Linked DNA regions of Mus musculus: region 2 is linked to region 1. A link is a loop called in an ENCODE intact Hi-C map of the cell type or tissue named here. Cell type or tissue: left cerebral cortex. All regions are shown on one strand.

Region 1 (8,000 bases):
GGTATGATAATGAGGTTCTGTAAGGTACTGAGAGTATAACCAATCAGATGTGAGACATGCAAATGAGGTATGATAATGAGGTTCTGTAAGGTACTGAGAGAGAGTAGCCAATCAGATGAGGAACATGCAAATGAGGCTTAGTGCATAACCAATCCGGGTGTGAGACACGCCTCTCCTAGGCCTATAAAAGCAGCACCAGTTCTGGGCTCGGGGTCTTTTCGCCTCTACAATCAAGCTCTCCCAATAAACGTGTGCAGAAGGATCCTGTTGCAGCGTCGTTCTTCCTGGCCAGTCGAGCGCGCGCAAGACTAGTTGGTGGAGTCAGTTCCAGAAACCGAAGCAAATGCAAATTGTCAGGTTCTTCTAGGGTAAGAAAACTTCATGTATGCAGGAGAAGGAAGAGACTCACTCATTGTTGACACCAAAGCACAACTGAAGTTCTCTTAGCCATTACAGGGTACTCATATACCCTGGCTGAAGACTTAACAGTTATTTACTTAAAACCAGATCAGAGAGCATGGAATCTAAAGAAAGAAAGAAATCTCTCACCCTGGACTGAGTCTTAGCTGCTAGTAGATTAACCTGGGAAACTCCAGTATAAATTCAGATTGGGAAAGCTAAGATACCCATATAAAACCTGTTTTTGTACTAATGTTCTTCCAAAGGAGTGGAAGAATAAATTAAATATTGGTAGACATAAAGGTAGATAATAAGAATCATTGACACACAGCTAGCCAGAGACACTATTCAGTAAAAAATACTAAAACAGATCGAGAAAGGAGGTTGGGCATAGTGACAGAATGAATACACTGAAATGAATTAAAGGAAGCAACACAATAGTAATTCGGACAGAACTTCATTAAATGAAAAGAGTCTGACAGAAAAAAAATATCCTAAGAGCAATAGTTAAATAGCAAGAAGAAATTAAAATCATTCATCCAGAATTGAGATAATGGACAAATGAGCTTGATTTATTGCTGGCTATTTATTTACTGCTGACTATTGATAAATTTGATTTACTGTTAGCTATTCTATCTTCTTCCATAAGAAAATAGAATTCAAATATATTGGTATCAATTTAAGTATACAGATAAAGGAAGTGTCCTGTGACTTATATAGGGTAGTGTGATTTTGAGTTACTTGGGAGGAAGCCAAATATATTAAATCAATTTTAAGAATTTGTATGCTTAGGAAAACATTAAAATTTGAAACTTCCAGACAGGAAGACAAAAGGAAGAGGAGGAAGAAGAGTAAAGGGAGGAGGAAGAGGAGGAGGAGGGAGCTAAATAAAGAAAATGAAAACATGTAACATAAAATAAACCCAAATAAAAGAATAATCAAAATAAATATAAAAGTTTTGACCATTCCTCTAGGAAGATTACCAGCCTAGATTTTTCAACATACTAATACGTTTTCCAATGGCTGTACCTAAAATATGACTCAAAAAGGTTGAAACTAAGGAAATGGAAAATGAAAGTTAGTCTTTTTTTAAGATATTTTCTTTATTTACATTTCAAATGTTATCCCCTTTCCTAGTTTCCCTTCCAAAAATCCCCTATATTAACATGATAATTTAAATATTCAATGACATTGAATTCAAGCCAAACAACATAAAAAGAAACTTTATGTAGTAATGAAAAGAACAGTCCTTTATTTGAATGGCTAACACTCTGACTTGAAATATAAAGAAAACCTTACAAAATTATGAGATAAAATTGAAAAGTCTACCATCCCATTCAAGGTTTGAAAATATCTACATGAAAAGCCAATGTAGTCAGAAGAAAACATCCATTTCTAGTCTAAAAGCACACAAACATTAAAGCTATTTATAGCTAAAAACAGGTTGCAAAGATGTACACTGATTTTACCCAGGGTCACAAAGTTTGTCTGAGTCAGATACAGGATGAAAATTTCCAGCTCCTATGACTAACCCCCATGCCTATACCATCTTACAATAAGCTAGAAAGGAGAGGTTTTGCATTTGTAGACATGGCCAGGCATTTTTAGGCCCATGGGGTAGTGCTAATGAGACATGTCTATATTATCATCATGTTCACATTTTGTGGGTCCCAGTTGCCTTTTCAATAAGCTTTTCCATGTCTTTGTGTATCTTGCTGCTAATTATCCATCTTTGATTCTATTTGAAGAAGCACTCTTGATCCCCTGGGGTGTTCAAAGTTCTTACCCTTTATATCTTTATTGTGATTTGGAACTGAACTGTTCTTCAAACTCCATATCCTAAGGGTGTGGTCATGAGTCTATGACACTACTGAGAGATGATGTTAAACTTTTAGTAGATAGTGCCTATAGTAGGAAGTGAGGTGGCACGGGTATGGCTTAAAGAAACAAGAACCCTGTCCTCCTTTCATCTCTCTCACCCTTACTTAGGGAATCATTCTACTACATTCTTTTACATGGGGTTAGTCAAAGGAGCTTGGAAATGATGGTCAGTCTTGCCACAAGCAACAGGACAAACTAGATATATATTAAAATCAGTTTCAGAAATCCACACAGTCTGGAAGAGTGCTCAAGTGGTCTTTGTTTGTGGACTGGGCGGTGTGGGAAAAATGAAATGTCAGATTCTTTACCTGTAATCTTCACTTCCAAGTTTGCCTGGACACCTGGCTGAGGTTGAAATTCTGCTGGGGATTTATTTTTCTGTGCTCTATGCCTAATTTCTCCCAAGAATATATTCTCAATAGCTCCAGCTATACCTGAGCTCTTAACTTGAGAGATTTGTATCTGTTATGTAAGTTTCCTCTGAGACAGAAACATTCCATCCTTCAGGATGCTCCTCCAACAAGGAGCTCCTTCCTCCATCAGCTCAAAATGGCTTCAGGAAGTTCCTGAAACTGACCAGACTCATTGGTTGCCCCTTTTTGCCAGAGTAAGCTATAAAAGCAGAGAGTTCTTCGCAAAAGAACATGGCTGAGTTACAAAAAAGACTCAGGCCAGACCAGCTGCCAGCGAGAGAAGCAGAAATCAACTGACCTGCCTGGAAGAATTTTAGGTCAGAGTCACTTGAAAAGGACATTCTACAACCTATTGAGCTGCCTACAGGTGGAGCAATATGTTCCGGGTTTCCAAGCATTTATTTGCTGTTACCCGTGCTAGGGTGGGCTTTGGTGGTGTAACTGTTTTTTAGTCTTCTGATCCTGTAATTAACCTCTTACCCATACTCCTATAAATAACCCAAATAAAAGTTGTCATTCACCAAGATGAACTTTGATGGCATCCATACTTCAGTCTGCAGTGAGTAGACGTGCAGCATCTCCCTAGGAAAAGCTTTTGTCACACAGGAGCATCTGGACCACACTAACATGAATTTAAAAGAACAAAGAAAGTAGGACATGGAGCTAGGGAAAACATAGTTTGGTGGCTGAGATGTTTTTTCTATTCTATCTTTGGAGACTTCCAATTTTACTGGGCACTGGAAATTGTATGTATAGAATGTCTGCAAGCAAGGTAGAAATAAACCTACTACAGAAGTAGACTTTGGGTAAAATTTTAACTGAACAGCACAGCTTTCTGTCCTCAGCAGAAACTTATTGAGATCAACATTAGGCAACTCCAGAAAATTCTTAGTTTACAGTTCTTTAAGGTGCTATTTCTCTTTCATTCTTTCTCCCCCTCCTCTTCCTTTTCTTCCTGTTCCTCCTCTACTTTTCCTCCTTCTCCTCCTTGCCCCTCCTCCACTTTTATCCTTTTTCACCCTCTATCAAGACAGTCTTCCATCCCATCTTGGCACCTAACATGCAAAGAAAACTTTCTCTGGGCCATAGGTCATCATGCAAGCAACTGCTTAGATTTCCCAATTGGTTTGGGGCATTTTTCTTATTACCTTTTTGCTTGTTTTTCTATAGTGGGATTTTATTCTGTAAACATTAGATAGTTGAGCTAACTTCAAGTTTATGGGCTTGCACCACCACACTCTAATGATTTATCATATGCATATGTGTGTGTAATATCACCCATCCACCCCTCTTTCCCATAATTTATCCAATTTTTAGCCTTTAGCTTGTATCCTTCTTTGTTGGGTTTTATATAGAAATTGAAGGCCAACCTAAATAAGGGAAAAAAATCCCATTGCCTACTGTGATTTACAAGGATAATCATATAGTAAAATACTTGCAATTTCTTCAGTGCATGCTGCATGCTATTTTGCAGGAAAAAAAAAAGAAAAAAATCAAAGTTCTACTCTGAAGATTAACATCCTTAGACTCTCATGACTAATAACTGCGTAAGCCTTACCACAAACAGATGAAAGATCAGGTGAGTCAGACATGAGCTCAGACCTCCTAGGTAGAAAAAAAAATCACAATCCTTTCTGAACTAGATTTGCTGGCCCTGGTTCTAGCGCTGGAGAACCTTGTTCTTCTCCACCTCTGCCCTGATTAGATGAGAGCTTAAGGCACTAATGCCTATCCTTAGCCTGCTTATTTCCCCTGCAGATAATACCTGATACTCAACATATTCCCAGCCTCCCAAACCTGCCATTTTCCCCAAAGACAGAGACGAGGATTCTTCCCTGAATTCAAATTTCTTAGGCTTCGAAATCATGCCTTCCCTCTGTCAGCTGAAACATATTTCCCAGAATTAGAGCCCAAGACAGGGAAAATCTGAAACACATGATTTATTGAGAAAGGGAACTTAAAGCACATTTAATAGAGGGAGAAGGGGAGGAAAAATAGGAAGTGTAGGGCAAGAGTCATGTGAATATGTGTGCCCAGGGAAAATCTAAACTTGGTCTCATCCAGAAAAGACACGACAGTATAAATCATTAATCACAATGTCACCCCTGTGGTGCACACCTCAAGGCAAAGGAGGTGTCACTTTGACTCTATCAGTTAATCATTGCTATAGGTTTGGATGGGGGAAATGTAGGAATTGTGATCTAGGCATCAACTTAGGTCCCTTTGAGGTCCTCCATCAGCCTTCAGAAATGAAGACTCACTCAAATATCTACTACCATCAAAACCCCGGGTTCTAAACACAGAGTATGAGGTGGGGGAGAAAATCAGCATTCAAATTCCCTTTTTTGCTAATCCCACCCCCTGATTCTGGACTCTGCTGGAGTCCCTCACTCAAGCTATCCAACCCCAGATACTTTATCTTTACATACAGGCAGGATCAACCACATGGGCGCCTAGCCCTTTATTAGTCTTCTAAATCTTTGTTGACAGTTACCAAGACTCCCCAGGTGCAGCACAAAAGTCAACAAGGAAATAAAACAGCAGCTGGTTTATTCCATGGGGATAAAACTCCCTGCTTGAGTAGCATCTGGGTATGTGCCCACAAACCTCAGGGCACTGCTAGTCCCCAGGGCTCAATGAAGCTTCCATTTTAATCTCTTTTCCCAGCCTGTCTGTGTACACAACACTTCTCCACATCTTTCAGCTCCTTTGTACCACTATGCCTTAGGGAGCTACGGCAAAAGTGAGCAATGAACCTGTTCTACCAACTTTGACAGCCTGGAAGGCAGACATTTGATCCAACTACTTGCTGCTACCTCCAACAATCTCTTGGCAAAACCTCTACCATCTCTTTCTGTTGTTTCCTTATTCCAAGGCTCATATCATCTGATGTTAAACCCCTTATTGTAACAACCCCAATAAAACTCTCTAACCAATCTTATCATAAACTAAAAAGTATTCAAAGGAAGCCATGCAGAGGGCCTGAGAAAAATATGCTCCCCATTGTCACTCCTGCTTGCTCATTTAGGGTATGGTGTTTCAAACCACATTTTATGGCACAAAGGTTAACTATCCTATGAGGGTGACAGTTTTGGGTCCTATTTGTGAAAACTGCTTCATTGCTGAATGATCCAAAGAAGCAAGAGATTTAAGATCTCTTGCATCAAATTTCTCCTGTCAAAGAATGGTACCTAATACATAATTGCTGTGAGACTGACAATAAGCAATCTCTGCATTGTGGCATTATTAAACATTAGTTCTAATTCACATTCCATCCAATGAAAATTCTTTTGGATGGAAAGATGTAGGTCTGTTTGTCTCTGACATCCTATTATAGTTCATTAAAATCCTATCCATTAGGTAGATATGTAGTGAAAGAAAGAAACAGAAGAAAGCTCATGAGAAGTTGTATGTGGCATATTCTACTGAATAGTCACAGAGCCACAACTAGGTAGAGAAGAGTCTAAACAATGTAGTCTAGTTGTGTGCCCAGAAAAAAAAAAAAAAAAAAAAGGAGAAGTGGACCAGGAGCCAAACAGATAGGTTGAAGAATACCAGCGCCCCAAGATGGGCTGAGCATTGTCTCCAGACTGAAAAACATAAGAGATTTAGAGTAGCCACAGGGGTAGAAGAAACCAAGAAAAAGCAGGTCTGGTTCCAAAGATTGGTGATATGTAGAAAACCTCTCTGTTCTATTTCTGATATGTCCAAGAAGTACACCTGTCTGATGAATACCCTGGAGGAGACAGTGTAGACAGAATTAAGACAGAAATAAAAGGAACAGAGAAATGTTCACCCAAGAAGGAGACAGTACACCCAAAGAAAAGTCAGAGAGTCGGATTGTGAATGTAGACAGGATATTGCATAGAAATGAGTAGAACTCACAAACAAAACAAAATAAAACAAAACCAAAAACAAATGTTCAATCTGATCTTTAACCATAACAACCATTGTGCAGATCATAGAGAGCACAAACCTTCGTTAAAATTACTTCATAGAGTTACCAAACCCTGGAACAATTACAGCAGTCAAAGAGAAGATCTTGACACCACGTTAGAGTTAGGAATTTCAAATAAATAATGCTGAAGCATCCATTTATTAGGGACCCAAGGTAGCATGATATACTTAGAGAACTGGTTATTTGCACATGTCCGTTTCAAACTAGAACAGAGTGGACTGTGTTGAACCACCTCCTATGCCTCCCTTTCCCTCTCCCCCTCCCACTACCCTCACCCTCCCCCTTCCCCTTCTCTCTCCCCGTGTGTGTGTGTGTGTGTGTGTGTGTGTGTGTGTGTGTGTGTGTATACATGTGCATGTGCATTTAATTCTATCTGCAAACACTATGTTTTTAAACCTTACATTAGTGTCCTGGCGACATTAGACTGTTGTAAGTAGCTTATCTAAAGTACTCAGTACTTCTGTTGATGGCACATTAATCCAGTCTTGCAGCATATTATCACAAAAGCAACCTAAGTCAAGAAACAGTCCCTCTCCATCTTCATCTTATAGAAAATAACAACCTGACCCTTGCCTCTAAAAACACATGCTTCCCCAGCTCAAACATGGCAGACTCCTAATTCTGGGCCTCCATGTCTCTTCATAGAACTTGACAGGGCTTTCTCAGCTCAGTTTTAACTAAGGTCAAGGGTATTTACCTATATTTTCAATGTTTGATCAGTGTGCCTGCTCTGAGGTATTTCTGAGGTAATTCTGTTTAAGTAACTGAGTCATTTCCTTCTAGTCAGAGCTCACAATTGATGGCTCAACACGGAGTGGGCGTGTGCTATTGCAGGTCGTTCTGTCCTTTGTCTCTCTGTGATTTGGTGTGCCCTGATGGATCTCTGGCTATGCTCATGCTCCTTCCTGTGTCTTATACATTGTTCCTATAGATTTTTGTGTAGCTCATTCCGGCACAGTAGATAGGACCTAAATCCCAGTGCTTCCAAAATCCCAGTGCTTTATCTAATATACTAGGTACCTCTTTCACCTCCACCTTGCTCTGCTTTCTTTCTGATCTCAGTGTGTATCACTCTGCTACTGTAGAACATATTCATTGGCACTCATTATTTTCCCATGCCCTGTGTGGATAAACCTTATAAGGGAGTTGTTTTGTGTTATTCACTGTGATAAGGCTGGGATCATCGGGACCTTAATATTTGCTTGAACTGGCACTATGTTCTATCTGTTCTACTGCTATCTGTCCCTTAGGAATAAATGAATAAAAAGTTGACAGACACACCTACAGAAAAGCTGGCATCAGGCAGCCTGTGCTCCCCATAATGGAATATTATAAACAATGCATCAGCC
Region 2 (8,000 bases), 53 kb after region 1:
AGGAAAGGATCCAGTGTTTGTACAATGCTCCAATCCCCCAATAATTAGAAACTATTGGGGTGACCTCTTCTACTCACAGATTTCTGAATCTACTAATCACAGATTTACTCCCCCAAATAGTATATTTAGAAAATATTACCTCTAAATATGAGCCAAATTGGTGAATTTATAAAAGGTACTGTATGTTAAAATGCCAGCAATATATGAGACTAGCACACATCCTCAGAGTAGACTACCAGTGTTGCCTGGTAATCAAACAATACCCCACCCCCCAGCCCCCACCCCAGGACAATTTAACTCATGAAAACATTCACCTGGATCCCAGACCACCTGGACTGAGAAAGTAAGGCCCTGGTCCCTGAAAGGTCACCTAGTTTGGAGTTAATAACTCCATGCTAACTCACTTGGTCACCATCACATGGCCTGTATAATACCATTTGTTAATTCTGAGCGTTGATGATTTTACATATGAAGGGGCCACACATAGCTATTCTGTTTCCAAGGATGATTTCAGTTGTAAAATGCCACCTCTTACCTGCAGCTTTCTGTTTTCTTAACTTCTGTAGTAGTGATGCATGCATGTATTTGAAGTATTTTCTTTATAATTACTTTGAAAGTTGAACATAGATGCTTTGTACAACCTTTTAAATGTAAGGCTTGACAGTAAATTGGAAGAAAAAAGCTTATCAAAGGAAGCCAGTCTAGTACCATTCTTGAATTCATAAAAGTGGGTGTGAAAATTGAATGTCAGAGGCAAAAAGCCAAGAGCAGATTGAAGCTCGTAAAACTCCAAAAGCTATAAACCATTTTAGTGATAAGCTAGAATAGAAGACTATAGAGTGAATGGGAACTTGGAGAGTAAGTAGGGCTCTTATAGAACCTATAAAAATCCCCACAATGGTCCTTGGAGGAAATTGAAATCCAAGGGTTGTTATTTAATAGCTAAATTTCCCCTTAGCCAAATGTGTCTGCAGACATGTATTATGTAACATAGGAAGTATATGGGTTTTTTTGGTTTACAATGTGGAGCAACTTAACATTCTCCAAATAAACTTTTCTTTACAGTATTTCTTTTGCCAGTCATTACCTTAGCCCTCATGAATAGAAAGATGACTTTGGTATGTCAGCTTTCAAGGAGTTTGCGGACTTACATATCTCTCTGTCATTTAGATTCAGTCCAGGTCCTTGCTTCTACTGAAACCTCTGACTTCTTTAAGAATTCCCTATCCTCACTAACGTCTAATAGGCTCAGAAAGCTCCCATCTCATGGCCTTTGTATTTGCTAACCATCTGCTATCTCCATACTTAGCTGACCATCTCTTTCATATGACTTGGATCTGAAGTCAAACATTAAAACTGCTTTTCTTAAAATAAAATTCTATAGCTTTTAGACAAAAGCTAACACATTTTTCAAGAGTATTTCCTAATTTTCCAATACCGTAATTTTGAAAGCATCTCTCAGCTTCTATTTGCCTTTAGTCTTCCTTCCCCCAATATGAAGAAAGTTCCATTAGAGGAGAGTCTTTAGTGAATTATAGGCACTCACATACAGTGCCCAAATCAGTGTCTGGCATACAGCAGTTTACTCAGTACATTTAAATTGTATTATTATTTATAAATGAATAACATGTCTCATATTCTAAAAATATTTCAAAATAATTACTAAGGTTTTGTTTATATGCTCTCAAGTATTAGCAAAGTCATAAAATACAGGGTGAATTGGAAAATCAAGAAAGAATCCGTGAGTCCTGATTGTTTATGTGCCTTCTATGCCCCTTAAATAGAGGAGGATTCATAGAAATTGTTACTAGTGAGAATGAGAAGGATGCACAGGATTCTTCAAGGTAGGTAAGAAGAGAAGGCATTCCCAAACTGTCGTGAGGAAAAGCGCAAACAGATAAGGTACATAAAAAGTTACTAGAATGTTGATTAATGGGAAAATAATAATCTATACTGTGACTGGGGCAGGGGTGAGGAGACTAGAGCTTATCCTGGAGGAGGCAGTGGTTAGAAAATAAAATGGCTGAGGCCATTTTATAGAACAGCCAGTCTGATCACAGTGTAAAAAATATGGACCTTTGTGGGTGAGGGGCAATGAACAGTTGGAAATTGTGGCAGATCATGTGCTCAATAATTGGTCATTGTACTGTAGAGATAAGAGAGAATTCATATCTTTTAGTAAAACTCTACATAAAGGAATTTAAATTTAAAATATAAACATTAAAGCAGATGAAGTACCCACACTGAATATAAATAACTACTTGAGAGATAGATGCAGGAGAATTGCTGCAATTTGTGGCAAGCTTAATCCAGCCAAAGAAATATTGGTTTTCTGAAGGTGATGTCTTAACAATTCATCATTAGTTGCCTTAGGGAAAATTTTTTAGAGGCAGGAAAGGTACGATATTTTATTTATAATATAGGAAATGTTTGGACTACACAATACTAAATAATAAGATAAAGATAAAAATACTAATATAAAATAAAGATATTATGGAGAAAATACAGGTGCTTGTGAGATAGCATAAGGAAGAGGAATAAAATTAGGAAAAGGTTCTCCATCCTTAGATGTGTCTGTATATTTCATGCCTCTGCTTCAGGAACTGCCCTTCTGTGAGATGTTCTATGCTGAGCAGTTCCTCCCACATCCCTATGGACAAACAGGCAATTCTTTGGTCATCTTTGATATCTTGATGATATAATTGCCAAAACAGCTTGAAATTTAAAATATCAGAACTAATCCATCTGCTTTAAGTTATAGTAATGCTATTATAGTAAGGGTAGAAACAGCTCCAAACTAAGGGAGAATAAATTTTAGTTGTGAAACTGAAGAATTAAGATGAGACACTAAGTAACAAGAAAATCAGATGCAAGCAAGGCCACCATGTTCATCCTCCATCAAGCTCAATTGGGGGAAGCCTAGGTCAAGCAAGGACATTGGCGAGAGAAGACAGCAGGCGATGGTGTCAGATGGCCTGGTCCTTCTAGAAGCTATGCACATCCATTTGAGGAGGAAGTTGAGTTGCAAGAATTGGCTTCCATTCAGCAGAAAGAAGTTGTGGGAGCCAGGAGGCAGAAAGATGTCTACCATCTGGAGAAATTGCAGAAAGGAGAATTGGAAGTCATACAGATCAGGGGTGGGAAATGAGAGAAAAAGCGAGAGGCTATCTGGCAAGGAGTCTTTGGGTAGGGTTAGATCCCCTCTTTTAATGCTAGCATACAACATGCAGTCTTCACAGCAAGGAACTTCAGGAAGGGAGAGAAAGTCATTCCAATTCCAAGTCTTAGTAAAGCTATGATTTTGAAATGACATTTAGAAGAGCTGTGTTTTAGCATGTAAACATGCCTCATGCTTTACAATTCTAAAGTCTTTAATATTCATTCTACAAAGTACAAGGGACATATAATGTTCTTTGGAGGTAAAGAAAATTATGGTTGATTTCTCAAGATTCAGAATTTTGTATTGGAAAAATCAAAACGAGTAGGAAGTCCCTGAAGCACTGGCTGAGCCAAGAAGGAAGGCCAAGTGAGTCAGGGATTTTGGATAAGTTCAGTGAAATCTGATCCTCCTCCGATCATTTATTAAGTTTGTGATTTGTGGGAAAGTCCATATACTCTGCAAACATCAACTTCCTGTCATATTAACTGGGAATTGTACTCATGTGAAAGCTATTATGATGACTGAAATTTAAAAATAATTATGTTTAGAAATGTTCGAAGTCATGGTTTTGGTATATTTTGAAAGCTGAGTAATTATTATATACTTTTTGTATTACCAACATCTATGTTCTTAGTTGAGAAGAATTGCAGAGTTATTTGTTGACAGAGTTGTTTAGGATTGGCTTTTCTCTTACAGTCTTGTAGAGATACCATCTAAAGATTCAGCTGCAAAAGAGGGACAAAGTCTATGTCCATCTGGGATTTTGAGACTTTAGATAAAAGATGTAGACACTGACTTGGCAGGTAGGAGTAGGAGGTTCTTCTGACAAGTCTATAATAAATTCATTGTGTAGCTGTATTCATCACATGCCTTTTCTTAGTCCCTCTCTCTTCATCAGTAAAGATGGAAGAATTACAAAATCTCCGTGGTTCCTATGAATTTTATCATACCCTCATTCTGCACCTACTGTTTCAAATGTGGCACCTGTGAGCTGTAAACGACGTAATCCCCTTTGCCTGTATTAGAATTCACTGTGAATGTTGAATGTGCAAAGTGTGAGGATATGATCTTCCATGAGCAGGAGACGGGTTGCCCTCCTCAGGCTGCTTGCTCAGAACAGCCATTTGCTCTTCCTTTGGCTGGCTGCCTCTCCTGGTAATTTTCTGCTGCAGCTCTCTCTTTACCCCAGCCAGCAAGAGGAAAATGAATTCACCCAGCAGTCCCAGCCATCCCTTCTGATATTTCAGGAAGAGAACTCGCCAGGCATTTCGCTGTTAATTATCAGCAGCCTGGCTGCTGTGGCCCCCTGCTGTGCCAGTTTGAGAGATGAAACTCTTTACACTGCTTATTGGGCTCAGCTAAATAAATATTACCCAGCATTAGTGTTGTCAAAGATAACAGTCTGAATTCCATTCCCTGGAGGGGGTGTGGATAACTGAGTTTTCCATTATCGGTTTTCCTCCCTGTCCCCACGCCACACCTTTTAACACACTACAACTAATTTCTTTCTCTGCCCCCTGAACATTCAGTTGGCATCAGCGTGCTGAAGTCATAGCATAGTGCGTAAGGTCTGTAACATCAGCGATACTGGACTTAAGGGCTCCAGATCACTCACTCGTTTCCTATGCCTATGCTGTCAGCATTCACATTTCTTGACAAGGTTCTTTGAATTAGCACCACCTCAACCCTCCTAACCAAAAGTAAGTTTTGAAAGGCTTAGGTCAACTAGCTACTGTACTTGGGTTAAAGGTGGAAATATGACCCCTCTATAAGCCAATTATGGCCCAAAAGAATTAACTCCCATACTTCTTTAAGCTACTTAAAAAACAATTATTTTTTTTCTTTGTGACCAATTCTTTTTCTTTGTAACTGAATATTAAGCCATGAAAATACAGCCCTAAAAGCAATTATTTAGGGCTATTTTCAGCTATGAAAATTAAAAACTAAATTCTAAGAATGGATTCAAAACTCAGTAAGTAGGGGAAGGGATATGAAAAATAAACACAAGTCTGGCCAAAGCCTTACTCTGGCTGTTGGAGGAATACATGTCAATCTTTGGACAAGTCTTGAATCAGTATACTTCATTTATCATTTAAGTTTGAATTGGGGTTTCTCTTTCATTGACATTTAGGAAGCTGTTGCATGTGGTCCTCTTTCTGTGCCAGTTTGTAGCAAGTGCATGAGATATATGCCTATGTCCTTTTAGAACTTAACACTGTACTATTCTACCTGAATCCCAAGTCTCACTCCAGAAAGGCTAGAGAAGCTGGGTGCTATCTAGCTGTATGAGGCAACTCTCAACCAATGAAATGAGTTGGTAAATGAATGCTCAGGTTTCTGTTCTTTTGGGATAGGGCTAAGCTTAAGGGTTTTTTGTTGTTGTTTTTGACTGGGACTGTTAGAGGTTCTCAGTATGATTGACCCAAAATGGTTTAATCCTGATTGTCTGCCTTCCTTTCTGTCTCAATACTCTGCTTACGTATTGATTTGTTGGCATCATATTGTAACTAAGTTACTGCTACAAATGTTCTTGACTTTTATTATTGGTTAGATCTTCATAAAAACGTCAGTAGCAGAAGGTAATGGAAGTCAAAGTTACAAAATTCCTAGCTCAGCTACACAGCTCTTTATAGACCACTAGTTGTTCCTGTCATGATCCGATGGTCAACAGAGCTTATTGACCAGAATTACAAGATAGTAGCATTACGCTGTGGGTGGAAATTACAGCATGGTAACCTGGAGAATAGTTTATTTGGGTCTATAAGGACTTTATAAGAAAGGGAATATCTACTCATGATTTCTTACAAGTCCCCCTTCCAAGTATTGTTTACATGCCATTCACTGTCCATATTCAGTGAACTAATACATACATAGATGTGTTGTAAAACAATACCCTGGAAATGTAAACATTTCCATTCTGGCAGAAGGTTCCACAAGATTCAGAAAATTACAACTTGAAACATTCCATCCTAGAGGAAGGCTCATTTAGACATACAAGTATACAACTCACAAGTTTTAGGAAGTCTGTGAAAGTTACAAGATTCACAAAGACCTTTCTTCCCCAAGATTATTAAAGCAGTATAAAATGTTTAAGAGAGAACTCTCCAACTTGTTGAGATACCTGCAAGTTATGCAAAGAGCTCCAAGGTGACAATTCCTCATCTAAACTGAGGTACGGGTTTCTATAATGCAGCTGCCTTTGAGTCATCCATGTTTCCCTAAGTTACCCATCATCCATACTCCTGTAAGTAATCAGATAAACCCAATGATTTGTCAAGTTAGACTTTAGTAGAATTGTATCTTTAGTTTGCCATCCATGATTTATCTGGGATGAGCAGATGGTTTTTCATTTTTTTCCCAGGAAAGTCACAAAACAAGAGAAAAAGCTACGGACTGAAATCCCACTAAGATAGTCTCTCCTTTTGGTGCTAACAGTTCAGGGGTGGGAAGGTTTTATAAGAGAAAGAGAAGTAAAAGTACAAGCAAGCCAATGTGTAAAGAATGCTCATTAATCAACCCTCTGGCTTCCTTGGGGGAAATTAGCTGTCAAGATCCACTAAAAGAATTTCGCTGAAGCCAAGATTATTAATTTGGTGGTCCTGGAAGGTTAACGACAGACAGTTTTAATCTCTTGGTTTGTTTTCTTTCTTGAGATGATTCCCTCCTAATCTCTCTCCCCTACTCCATCGTGTGTGTGTGTGTGTGTGTGTGTGTGTGTGTGTGTGTGTGTGTGTGTGTGTGTTGTGTGTGTGTGTTGGTGCTGGCGTGTGGCTCTACATGTAACCTTGTCAGAGACCAGAGGTGAATCATATCATTCCCATGTTATTCCCTTGAGACAAAATCTATCCCCGAAACTCTGGTTAATCATGGTCAGTAAACCATTGATTTTCCTGTCTCTATCTCCCATAGTACTGAAGATGTATTAGGCATGGGCGGCAATGGCCAGCATCAGAATCCTGTGGACTCAAAATCAGGTCCTCATGCTTGCCCAGAAGCACTCTTAACCACTAACCCGTACCCCCAGTTCATATTTGGACATTTTAAGTGAAGTATGCACTTAAATATCAGAAGTTAAAGGTCCAAGTCTTACTGCATTCCTTTCCATTTTATAGTGCCTAAGTTCTTTTCCCAGAGCAGGCATGGCTAACAGGGCAATGCCATTGTACTCGTGTTAGAGATTATAATTGTAGAATAGCATCTAGAATTGATGGTTCTACCTCTTTATTTTAGTAATGTGAGTAGAGAAGGCACAAAAGTCTTAGATGGTGAAATGGGGCAGAATTTCAGTAGTATCTGATATATTCATTCTGTCACAGATGAGGAAATAGGCAAAGATCATTAAATGTTGGACTTAAGAGTTCATACCTAATTCTAGACAAAGTCAGAGCTTGACATCAACACTCTTTATTCTATAGTCCCTTCATACTACTCTCACTAATACTGGCTTTATTTTTCAAGAATTCTATTTTATTTTAAGCATACTCTGTAATTCATACATAATGGATATGTTTCTTTTTAGAAAACCTAAGGGTATACCACTGGCCTTGCCTGTATAGTTGAACTGGGAAAAAAAATACTTCCATATAATGAATTTTATCACTTGCACTTTGCAAAAACATCCATGCCTGGTCATTCCTTCTCAGGCTGAAAAGTCAAATTATACTGCAGTCCATTTGGCTTGATGCTTATCCTGGGTCACTTCTGGGCCTTAACCTGTGTTCTGGTGTAGTCGGGAAATTGCCAAAAGCCATATGGACTCCCCGGGCTACCTCCTGAATGAGATTGGATGGTACACACTTAGAAACTGACTCTCTCCAAGAGATGGAACAGATGGCACTTC

What was found. Peaks named below come from ENCODE experiments on the same cell type or tissue, not always from the same donor. Only the 100,000 strongest peaks of a DNase experiment are listed, where the experiment ranks them.
Region 2: a loop joins it to region 1, with 2.2 times the contacts of the local background. A loop is called at or near these places in 2 of 42 quality-filtered maps.

The regions. Positions count from the first base shown.
Region 1 is chr2:136,613,062-136,621,061 of GRCm38, forward strand. All of the region lies in intron 2 of Gm32659 (a long non-coding RNA gene), which reads right to left. Among named protein-coding and RNA genes, the nearest start is that of Ankef1, 85 kb to the left of the region's middle. In left cerebral cortex, no CTCF peak of the experiment used is centred here; DNase peaks (open chromatin) are centred at 3,363 and 4,333.
Region 2 is chr2:136,666,320-136,674,319 of GRCm38, forward strand. The region is part of intron 2 of Gm32659 (a long non-coding RNA gene); the gene reads right to left. Among named protein-coding and RNA genes, the nearest start is that of Snap25, 43 kb to the right of the region's middle. In left cerebral cortex, a CTCF peak has its summit at 4,436; DNase peaks (open chromatin) are centred at 753, 3,031, 4,278 and 7,967; H3K27ac peaks cover 4,044 bases.